2 separate regions of the Homo sapiens genome follow, and region 2 is linked to region 1. A link is a loop called in an ENCODE intact Hi-C map of the cell type or tissue named here. Cell type or tissue: OCI-LY7. All regions are shown on one strand. Links, peaks and the distances in the headings refer to the core of each region. The heading gives the core; the rest is flanking DNA. Region 1 has its middle 43 kb from the start of VPREB1. Region 2 overlaps LOC101929255 (a long non-coding RNA gene).

Region 1 (5,370 bases), core at 281-5,280:
TTTAGCACAGAATGGCAGCCTCGCTGATTATTCTCTGATTATCTGGATGCTCTGTGACTCCTTCTGTGCATCTCTGGGATCATCATTCAGACTCACCTGCACCCTGAGCAGTAACATCAATGTTGTTTGCTATGACATTTACTGGAAACATGACAGGGCAGGGAGCCTTCCCTCCCTGGTATCTACTGAGATTCTACTGAGATTCAAGCAGAACCAGGGCTCAGGGTCCCCAGCCTCTTCTCCGTGTGAGTGGGTGCCGTCGCCAGTGCTGAGGTTTTCCATATCTTTGGTCTCAAGCTTGAGGATGAGGCTACTCATGGCACAGTAGTGCCTCTCACAGTGCCATGGATGGGATGTTCTCTCTAAAATAGAAGTCTTTTTTTTTTTTAGTTTGGCCCCTTTGATAAGTAGATTCTATAATAATTAAAGAAAAAAAGTAATGTCTTTTTTGGAGGGTAGAAACACTGGTGAAAGAGAAACCGGGAAGGACTTGGCATGGGGGGTGGGTGGGCTTCAGGCCACGGCTCTGACCCCCACGAAAGGAGAGAAGGAAGGGGGATTAGTAGGAACTGCCCCAGCCCACAGGCAGGTCAGACGTCAGACAAAGCCTCAGCCGACTGAGTGGGTTCTTTCCCAGGGGTGCCCATTAGAAGTGCCCTGCTTCCTGCAGGAAGACCTGGCTGGAGGGACCCTGGGGTCCTCATTGCCTGGAGCCAGCCCAGGGGCAGGGGACATGTTAGTCACTTGTGGTCCTCCTGCAGGTTCTCCCAAAGAGGCATCTGAGTGGGACACTTCCATAGCCGCCACCAGCACTGCTGCTGCATTCCCCCTCAGGACAGGGGTAGTGCCTTCCTTCCCTGGCTCATCTACCTGAGCCCCATGTGAAGTCAAAGCTTAGGTGTCTCAGGGCTTTCCCCCAACAGGCCCTGCAGCCACTGAGACCCTTATATACCCTGAGCTGCATGCTGTGGAGAGAGGGTCTGTGGAAGACCTTGGCTCTTAGCCATCGACTCCTCTGGGGAACACCATGAAATCCTCAGACTGGGGATGTCCTCTGGAGCCATCTTTATCCTCTTCTTCTTCCCAGTATCTCCTGCTCCATGATCTGGGTCCTGTCCCTGGCCCTGTTGCATCTCCAGTGTCTGATCCATGCCAGCCCTTCCTTAAATATGTGTTGAACCCATTTCCCATTTGCCCAAGAAATGAGTGCTGGCAACGAGCTGCACTTTTTTTTTTCTAAATGGGAAATGGGTCAATAAATGAATGAATGAATGAATGAATGAATAACAACGCAACCTGAGTCTCCTGTCACATGGTTATTTTAAGACCTGCATTTTTCTTTACCCAGGAGGAAAATGAGTCCCTGCAGCTGTTATTGCCTCTGAATTGAGCTAACTTGTTTCTACACTGTCATGCCATGGTCACAGTGGGACAGATGTACACCAAGCCTACCATAGCTTTCAGCCCTGCCCTTCCACCCGCCCCGCCTGTGGCAGTGATGGCATCAAGGCTTCCCTCAGAGTCGGCCTCTACCCACCACACACTCTGGGCCATCTCCTGCTCTCTGACAGCCTGGGGTTCAGTGATCCCTGTCCATGTGTCCTACCTCAGAGACACCTGCCACTCCTCCCCTTCCCTAATTTCTCTGCCATCCTGTTTCTCCAGCCTCCCAGGAATGTCCCCTGCCCAATCTCCTGTCTCAGGTTCTAGAACTTGTCCTGGAACTTCCCCAGAGCTGAGTCTCTAATAGGAGAGCTGATGACAGGCACAGCCGCGGTCAAGCCCTCTAGCCAGCAGATGGAGGAGAATCAGCCTGAGGGCCCTGTGCATCCTCCCTGCTGCACACCTGGGCCCATAGCCCCCTCCACCCTCCATATGCTCCTGCAGCCCCCACCTCAGTGTCTGCCTCAGTGTCTCCTCCCAGCACCTTCCTCAGGAAGGGCCTGAGATCTTGCATGGTGTGTTTCCCCTTGGTGAACTCCTAGTCACAGCAGCATCCTGAGTAAGAGCCTCCTGGTGAAGAGATCGTCTTGGTGCTCCACCCTGGCATTGTGTCCTCAGCTCCAGGGCAGGTCACATGCTTTCCTGGACCAAGATTACATGCAGTCCACCCCTGCTGGCCCCTGCCCCACAGAGGGAGGCCCGGGGTCAGGGGTGGCACCAAGACCACAGCTCCACTGATCCCTGTAGGAATTCTTCCTGCATGTTTGAAAGACAAGAGTTACAGAAACAAAGCAGAGGGAAGATTCTGGATCATTGCAAAAGGAGAAATTTGCCTGCAGACCAGCAGGGGGCGCGGTGAGAACTTCTCTGTGTATTTCTGCAGGACAGGTGCTCACAGCTGGGGAGCCCTCAACTGACAGAGGCCCAGGGCTGCTCCTTCACTTCCTCCTGGGACTCTGCAGCCTTGTCTCATCTGTGCCTGGCAGAGTCCTCTACACATGACCCTGTGTGTGGTCCCAGCAGCTGCTGCTTTCTCTGGTCCCACCCGTGGGGCAAACTCTTGCTTCATGCCAGCCTCCCTGTCCAAGGGTCTGGTCCCTGCGAGTGCACCTGCGGGAGAGGCAATGGGGAAACACATTTGCATGGTCAGCCCCTCCTCTGTGAGCCCAGTGACGCTGGGATAAGAGAGGCCTGGGGCAGCCCACCCCTAGGTCTGTGGCCTCAGAGGCAGCTGTGTCCACTATGGCCCTGACTCCTCTCCTCCTCCTGCTCCTCTCTCACTGCACAGGTAGGGACAGGGCTCAGAGCCCAGGGTGGTCCCCAGCCTGATCTGTCCCTCATGGCTCAGATCCCTCAGCAGCTGCGCCCTGACCCTGCTCCTCACTGTGCTGTGTCTGTGTCTGCAGGTTCCCTCTCCCGGCCCGTGCTGACTCAGCCGCCCTCCCTGTCTGCATCCCCGGGAGCAACAGCCAGACTCCCCTGCACCCTGAGCAGTGACCTCAGTGTTGGTGGTAAAAACATGTTCTGGTACCAGCAGAAGCTAGGGAGCTCTCCCAGGTTATTCCTGTATCACTACTCAGACTCAGACAAGCAGCTGGGACCTGGGGTCCCCAGTCGAGTCTCTGGCTCCAAGGAGACCTCAAGTAACACAGCGTTTTTGCTCATCTCTGGGCTCCAGCCTGAGGACGAGGCCGATTATTACTGCCAGGTGTACGAAAGTAGTGCTAATCACAGTGAGACAGATGAGGAAGTCGGACAAAAACCAAGGTTTTAAGCTTGTCATTTTTACTGAACTGGTTAAGAACTTCAGTGGTTAATAAAATCACATTAAATACTGGATTGTTGTTAAAAATGGTGGCACATTATAACTCTCTCCCATTTTTTTCACATAATGCCCATAGTGACTCTAAGCAGCTAAAATCAAAACACAAAAACTTATACCAATACTAAGAAATACTAACATTACTAACCAATTTCCACTAGTAAAAGAGTTGTGAAACAGCTGAAATACATCCAGATGGCATAATACATAATACCACTATATACAAGAGTTGTATAAAATTATGTATCATGTATATATAAAATTATGTATCATGTATATGTATAATATATGAAATAAAATGTCAGCAGACATTACCGTCTTCCCACCAGTAGCCAGCAATTCTGCCCTGCCTCTAGAATAAATGGTTACCATGGGTTGAATAGGTGAACAGCCCTGGCAGCTCTGCAGGATGACTCTCACTGTTTGTTATTGTTTTATTTTTAAGATTGCTTTTCTTTCCTTTTTTTTTTTGAGGCAGAGTCTTGCTGTCAGCGAGGCTGGAGTGCAGTGCAGTGAGCTGGGCTCACTGCAACCTAAGCCTCCCTGGTTCAAACGATTCTCCTGCCTCAGCCTCCTGAGTAGCTGGGATACAGGCGTGCGCCACCATGCCTGGCTAAATTTTTTGTATTTTTTAGTAGAGACGGGGTTTCACCATGTTGGTCAGGCTGGTCTGGAACTCCTGACTTCGGGATCCGCCGTCCTCGGCCTCCCAAAGTGCTGGGATTACAGGCGTGAACCACCGTGCCCGACCTCTTTTTTTTTTTTTTTTTTTTTTGGTTTTGTTAGTTTAGTTTTGTTTTATCTCTTTAACTTGACAGAGATGATCCATGTGGATCTCTGCATGGGTCTGGGAGCTGCAAGGCTCCTGGTGCATGGCCCAGTCCCGCCTGCCTTGGCAGGGCTCCTCCACCTGGCTCCTGGAGGAGCTGCTGCGCCCGACTACCCTGCATGGAGCCCGCGGCTTAGCGGCAGCTCGGGAGGGGCCTGATAGAAACTTCCCCCTGAGCAAGCAGCGCCAAACCCAGGCCGCCACCCAGGATGGAGGCTGCATCACCCCCGGGGAGCCCGGATCCTCGCCAGGGTCCACCAGGAGAAGAGCACATGGCGGAGATGAGCCTGCGGGGCTGGGAGAGAGAGAAGACACGGCGAAGATGCAGGTGAAGACGCTGCACTAAGGCCCCACCCAGAGGCTGAGGTTCCCCGACCAGACCAGCAGCAGCGAGGCTGCCCAGAGCGGCGCCAGCAAGGTGGTTCTCTCCAGGTCGGATCACAGGAGAAGCTAGCCTTGCACCTGGCCCAGGCGAGAAGCAGGACATGGGCTTACGCAGAAGAATCAGCACCGATTCCACATCATTCCCCATGGCAACGGCCTCTACGGTGCTGTCAGCAAGACCCAGTGCTAGACCCGAGCCTGCACCAGGAGCTGCGGAGCGGAGGGTGCGCCCCATCCCGATCGTCTCCACCACTTTAGCTCCCTGGGTGAGGGTGACACGGGGAAGCTTATTATCGCGGCTGCCCAAAACGGGGCGTGGCTGGGTACCCTGTGTACATAGGGTAGATGCTGAATGTGAATAGCACTGAACTACTAGAGGGAGGCTGGAGAGGCCCACAGTGTCTATCTACCATGATTCATTATTTGGGCCCAGAGGATTGCCTAAAGCCTAGTATTTGGCTCAGTTGGCTCAGTAACGGGCACTAGGATGCAGTATTTGATCACTCCTATCCTAACCAAGTACGACAACTGGTGCAAACAGACTCAAAAGCAAAAGGCAACGCAATGAATAACTTGCTCACTCTGGGGCCACATATTCTGAATAAAATGCCTACCCTTGAAATGTCTGAAAACCTTACACCCTGGGAAAATTGCATACAGAACTTGTGCTTGGAGAATGACATGAACTCTAATCAGGGTAATAACACTTGTAAAGTTCCTAACAGCTTTTCTTTCCTTTTTTTTTTTTTTTTTTTTTTTGAGATGGAGTTTCGCAGTGTTGCCCAGGCTGGAGTGCAGTGGCGCGACCTCGGCTCACTGCAAGCTCCGCCTCCTGGGTTCACGCCATTCCCCTGCCTCAGCCTCCCGAGTAGCTGGGACCACGGGTGCCCAC
Region 2 (5,370 bases), core at 297-5,296, 200 kb after region 1:
ACACGTGACTCCTCCCTGCCTTCCTTTCCAGATCCCTAGCAGATTGGGCCCACCAGGGGAACAAGCTCTTGGACCTGGGGATCAAAAGTGCATCTTGTTGGACTTCTGAGGACTTGCCCTGCAAGGGTCTCTTTCTGGATCACAATCCCTCTGTTCCTGGGCATCCCCTTTTGCTGGATCCTGTTATTTATCTCTGTGTTACTCCATCTAGGTCTACTCTGTGGACTTCCCTGCATCTTCACCTGAACCCCAGGAATCTTCAAGTCATGCCAATATTCCCTCAGTTCTCCTGAAATGTCTTATTTTCTCTTCTCCTGAGATCCCACCAAGTCATCCCTTCTGAGACCCCTGAGTGTAGCAGGGCCCTCTCTGGTCTCTTTGCTTCAATTATGAATGAGGAGAATGGGAGGTCCTCTTTGCCGCTCCTACCCCTGTGTTGCCATCAGGATCAGCTTCATGAGGCAGAATGAGGCTGTCTAGATCAACATGGCTTTCCCAACATTGAGCTCTGTGCCCAGCACAAGGTAGGTGCTCAGTAACTATTTGAGAAAACCTACATTTCATCACACTGGCCACATTACACTGAGTCCAGGATGGGGATGAACTGGGAGAAGCAGTGGTGGAAATATTCCTCTCTCTGCTTTCAGGCTAAGAACTGATGGGACGTTCACCAGGGAGAGCATCCCTTGGCAGAAAGGGGGCCATGGGCATCCTTGTCCTGTATGGGAGACACTGCTCAGCCTGGGGGAACCTCTGTTCATGAAGGTGGGAGAAAAAGATAAACAAAATTCACTGTGAATGTCTATGTATCATCACAGAGGAGGCAATGACAAGAAAATAGGAAGTGCAAGCCCAGTTACAATTGGTTTCTACTTTAAAAGAAATAAAATTTAATATGCCTGGTGTGTTATGTAAACACAACAAACATTTTTCGAAAACTATAAAAATATTTAAAGTAACATGGTTTACAATAAATAGGAACATTTGAAATAATGACACCCTGGAAATGCAATCCTAAAATACAGCATACATTTTATTTCAGTTATTTATCTTGACTGGTTTTATTTAAATGTCTATATTAGAGATCACTACTTCATTGTGGATTTTTGTTTGTGTGCTTGTTTGTTGTTTTTGAGATAGAGTCTAGCTCTGTCACCCAGGCTGGAGTGCAGTAGCACAATCTCGACTTATTGCAGTCTCCAGCTCCCAGGTTCAAGCACTTCTCCTGCCTCAGCCTCCCACGCACCTGGGACCACAGGTGCGCACCAGTATGCCTGGCTAATTTTTGTGTTTTTAGTAGAGATGGGGTTTCTTTTTTTTTTTTTTTTTTTTTTTTTGAGACCGAGTCTTCCTCTGTTGCCAGGCTGAAGTTCAGTGGCGCAATCTCGGTACACTGCAACCTCTGCCTCCCAGGTTTAAGCAATTGTCCTGCCTCAGCCTTCTGAGTAGCTGGGACTACAGGCACCCGCCACCATGCCCAGCTAATTTTCACATTTTTAATAGAGATGGGATTTCACCATGTTGCCCAGGATGGTCTTGATCTCTTGACCTCGTGATCCGCCCACCTTGGCCTCCCAAAGTGCTGGGATTACAGGCGTGAGCCACTGCACCCGGCCTAAGATGGGGTTTCATCATGTTGACCAGGATGGTCTCAAACTCCTGACCTCAAGTGATCCACTCACCTCAGCCTCCCAAAGTGCTGGGATGACAGGCGTGAGCCACAGTGCTCGACCTAGTACATTGTTTAAATGGTGCATGTAAAACCTCATGGTACTACAACTGCCTGGTGACAGACTCACCAGAGTAAATAACTATCCTGCTGTTCTCCAACCACATGGGATTGCCCCAAAAAATATTTGTTGAATCCCAGGTGTATCATGCCAGAACTCTTGCAGTCATATATACAATCTGTTTCATTTTAATAAATAGGATTATCTTTTTTCTTCAGTTTACTGTTTTTAATGTATCATATTCTAGATTTCATTACACATCAAAGATGAATAATTTCTATCATCTTTCAGACATGCCCAAAACACTCATTAGCGATTTTGAACAGTATTCTTTCCTAAACATCCTAGTTGGAATGGTTGATCCTAAAAGCTACCACGTGTCAGGCTCACTTAAGTACAGACTCTGGTCAAAACAAGCTGAAGTTTTAACTCTTCCATCTTCAAATACTGAGCATATTTGCTTGTTTTGCTCTTTAGCAAAACACTGCAAAGTCATTTGCCAGGATCCCCCGCAGATTGGCATTCAGTGATGGAGAACAGACTCCTAGGTGAGATCCCTGGTCACAGGATCCCGATGACTATGACTGCAAGTCTGGAAAAGAAGAGACAGAACAAAGATTTACCAGCATAACCCTCTGAGAATGTGCCCCAGGCATCCCGGAGGGAAGAGCTCCCTATCGACCCAGGACTGCAGAATCCACAGAGGAAGGAGAGCTCTGGCCACCAGGGAGCAGCCACACGAGAGGAGAGGACCCAGTGCCCCCACAGGTGAGGAAATGAGTCCATGGGGCTGGTCACTGCTCTCGATTTCATTCTGACATAAGAGGACTTTGTGTAGTCACCACCTGAGTCCTATACAGTGAACAGCCAAGGAGACATGGACAGATTCACCCCTGAGGAACCCAGTAGAATGTGAAGTCTGCCCTGAGCTCACGAAAAAAATGACTCAGGGGGCTGCCTGGCCTGGCCCTGATGGAGGGGGCCATGGACAGAACAACGGGGAGTGAGGGGTGTCTCTGAGAGGCTCTGGTCACCTTGTTATACAATGGTGGTGTACATGACCAAAATGGACACCAGGGGATGCCTGCGTACCATTACTGAGAAGACTGGGTGTGATGAGAGCAGGACCAGCGCCACCTGTCCTGCTTGGTGCCCTATGCTTAGGGCTTACAGATGTCAACTCTGCACCCCCTGGGACCACATAGCCCCACCCCTGGCACTCTCTGACATCCTCAGGCAGAGGAGCCTGACCCAGGGCCCAAGGTGGGATCAGAAAGCTGGAGGGTCTGATTTGCATGGATGGACCCTCCTTCTCTCAGAGTATAAAGAGGGGCAGGGAGAGACTTGGGGAAGCTCTGCTTCAGCTGTGAGCACAGAAGGCAGGACTCGGGACAATCTTCATCATGACCTGCTCCCCTCTCCTCCTCACCCTTCTCATTCACTGCACAGGTGCCCAGACACAGGGTCAGGGGAGGGGTCCAGGAAGCCCATGAGGCCCTGCTTTCTCCTTCTCTCTCTAGACCAAGAATCACCGTGTCTGTGTCTCTCCTGCTTCCACGGTCCTGGGCCCAGTCTGTGTTGACGCAGCCGCCTTCAGTGTCTGCGGCCCCAGGACAGAAGGTCACCATCTCCTGCTCTGGAAGCAGCTCCGACATGGGGAATTATGCGGTATCCTGGTACCAGCAGCTCCCAGGAACAGCCCCCAAACTCCTCATCTATGAAAATAATAAGCGACCCTCAGGGATTCCTGACCGATTCTCTGGCTCCAAGTCTGGCACCTCAGCCACCCTGGGCATCACTGGCCTCTGGCCTGAGGACTAGGCCGATTATTACTGCTTAGCATGGGATACCAGCCTGAGAGCTTGCACAGTGCTCCAGGCCAATGGGGAACTGAGACAAGAACCCTCTTCCTCCTCCGCCAGGAGGGTGAGTGCCTGCAGCTGCTGCTCACACCTGACCTGTAGCTTCTGCTGCTGTAGCTTCCCCCATGGGCCTCGGGGCATCCAGGGCCTTGCCTAGGAGTGGAGGCTCCACCACTTTTGTCCTCAGAGTCAGGAACAGGGACCCCAGGAGACAGAATATCCTGCTCCTCAGCTTGGGACACAGGGTCTCTGCACTGAAATCGTGGGCTGAGGTGGCAGGTCCAACTGTGTCTTCACAGTCCTTCCTGTGCCTGCCCATGGTGTGGGGACGGAGTGAGGAAGTGTGGGCCATTGAGCTTCACTAGAGGCCTGAGGGAGCAGAGGTGCTCCCGAAGACCTGGACTCCTTCCGTCACCCTCCTCCCATCACTCTCCTCACTGTAGCTGTGGCCAGGTGAGGGCTCAGGGCTACTTGAGGACCTTGCTCAACCCAGGGCCTCCATCCCAGGCATTGTTTCCAAACTCTGTAAGGGCTGTCTCTGAATCTGTAGAAACATTTATTTCTATGTGCCCAGGACTGGGTTAGAGGGCACCAACCCCACCCCTTGCAAACTGCTCATCACCTCTCAGTGAAACAATGAGGAGAAGAAAGAGTTAGAAATCAGAAGCCTCCCCAAGGCTCCCCTCTCTCCTCTCAACCAGCCTCCCCTTGGCTTCCTCCTTCCACAGAAATAAAGAGGAGGCAGCCACAGAAGGCAAGGGAAGGTCCAGGCATTATACCAGGCAGTGGAGCCAGCCAGTCCCCCCAGATGGTGGAGGGAGGTGGTGGAGGTGTCTGGGACCAGAAAATAGTGAGGACCCTCTTACTAAAGTGAGGAGGGGTGGCATAAACTGAGGCTCAGATGGTGGACCAGATCTCCTGAGCCATCTACTCATTTCTTCTTGAGTTTCAGTTTCAGTAAGAATAGGATAAAAAAAAAGTCTGAAGAGGTTCCTTTCCTCAGATAAGAATTCGTAGAGGATTATTGCCCACTCAGGCATTGAGGGGAGGCTGAGCCTCCCTCTCAGGCCAATAGAACTGGGGGCTTTCATGGGAATTTGATTGTACTGAAGCTCCCAGACTCTGACATCTAAGACTTATGCTCTCGTAGCAGAGCCCAGCACTGATACCAAAATGGATAAAGGCTGATTGATAAGCCTGGAATATCCTAGCTGACACCGACTTGTGGAAAAGAGAATCAAGTTAGAATATTGATGTGATAAGGTGGCATCGCACAGTGAGGAGAGGAGAGCTTGTGTGGGGGAGGGTAGAGGAGCCATTAGAGGGTTGGACAAAGAGGACACAGAATCTGAGGTAAGTTTGTGAGGAAAACTCCAGATGCTTCAGAGAAGATGGACAAGGAGGTAGGCAGTATGAAGGCCATGGGACCAGCTCTAGTCACCGGGAGTGAGTGGTGAGATTCAGCACCAGTGTCTGGGGAGGAGGTACTGAAGCCTGGGTGAGGGGAGATGCTCAAGGCTGGCCTTAGGACCTGAGTGGGGCACAGTGATCACACTGCTGGGGGGTCCTTCAAGTGCAAGGGGGCTGCAGGAAGGCTCGAGCTCATTGTCACAATGAAAACTTAGACAACAGCTCCCCAGACTTGTTCAAAGGTGTCACAGGACTTTTTCCTCTCCACATGGCAACGGGGAGAGGAAAACTTATCTCTGAGATATATAAGATGTTTGTTCTCCATAACCTCTCCTGTCCCCTGGCTGAATTCCTATTTGGAAACAAAA

The links. A loop is a pair of places that touch in the nucleus more often than their neighbours do. Peaks named below come from ENCODE experiments on the same cell type or tissue, not always from the same donor. Only the 100,000 strongest peaks of a DNase experiment are listed, where the experiment ranks them.
Region 2: it touches region 1 in a loop (9-fold over the local background); 2 of 110 quality-filtered maps call a loop at or near these places.

The regions. Positions count from the first base shown.
Region 1 is chr22:22,198,990-22,204,359 of GRCh38, forward strand. It overlaps IGL, the pseudogene IGLVI-56, IGLV11-55 and the pseudogene LOC100419915. Among named protein-coding and RNA genes, the nearest start is that of VPREB1, 43 kb to the right of the region's middle. RefSeq lists an enhancer at 1,542-2,351 and a silencer at 2,166-2,460. In OCI-LY7, for the core only: CTCF peaks have their summits at 2,270 (motif pointing right) and 2,471; DNase peaks (open chromatin) are centred at 1,812, 2,362 and 3,142; H3K4me3 peaks cover 1,801 bases; H3K27ac peaks cover 3,698 bases.
Region 2 is chr22:22,401,127-22,406,496 of GRCh38, forward strand. LOC101929255 (a long non-coding RNA gene) reads right to left here. Exons shown (of 3, transcript XR_938052.4): 3 at 1,670-2,322. It also overlaps IGL and the pseudogene IGLV1-41. Among named protein-coding and RNA genes, the nearest start is that of ZNF280B, 100 kb to the right of the region's middle. RefSeq lists a silencer at 3,690-3,749. In OCI-LY7, for the core only: a CTCF peak has its summit at 2,785; DNase peaks (open chromatin) are centred at 1,245, 2,905 and 3,665; H3K4me3 peaks cover 936 bases; H3K27ac peaks cover 2,814 bases.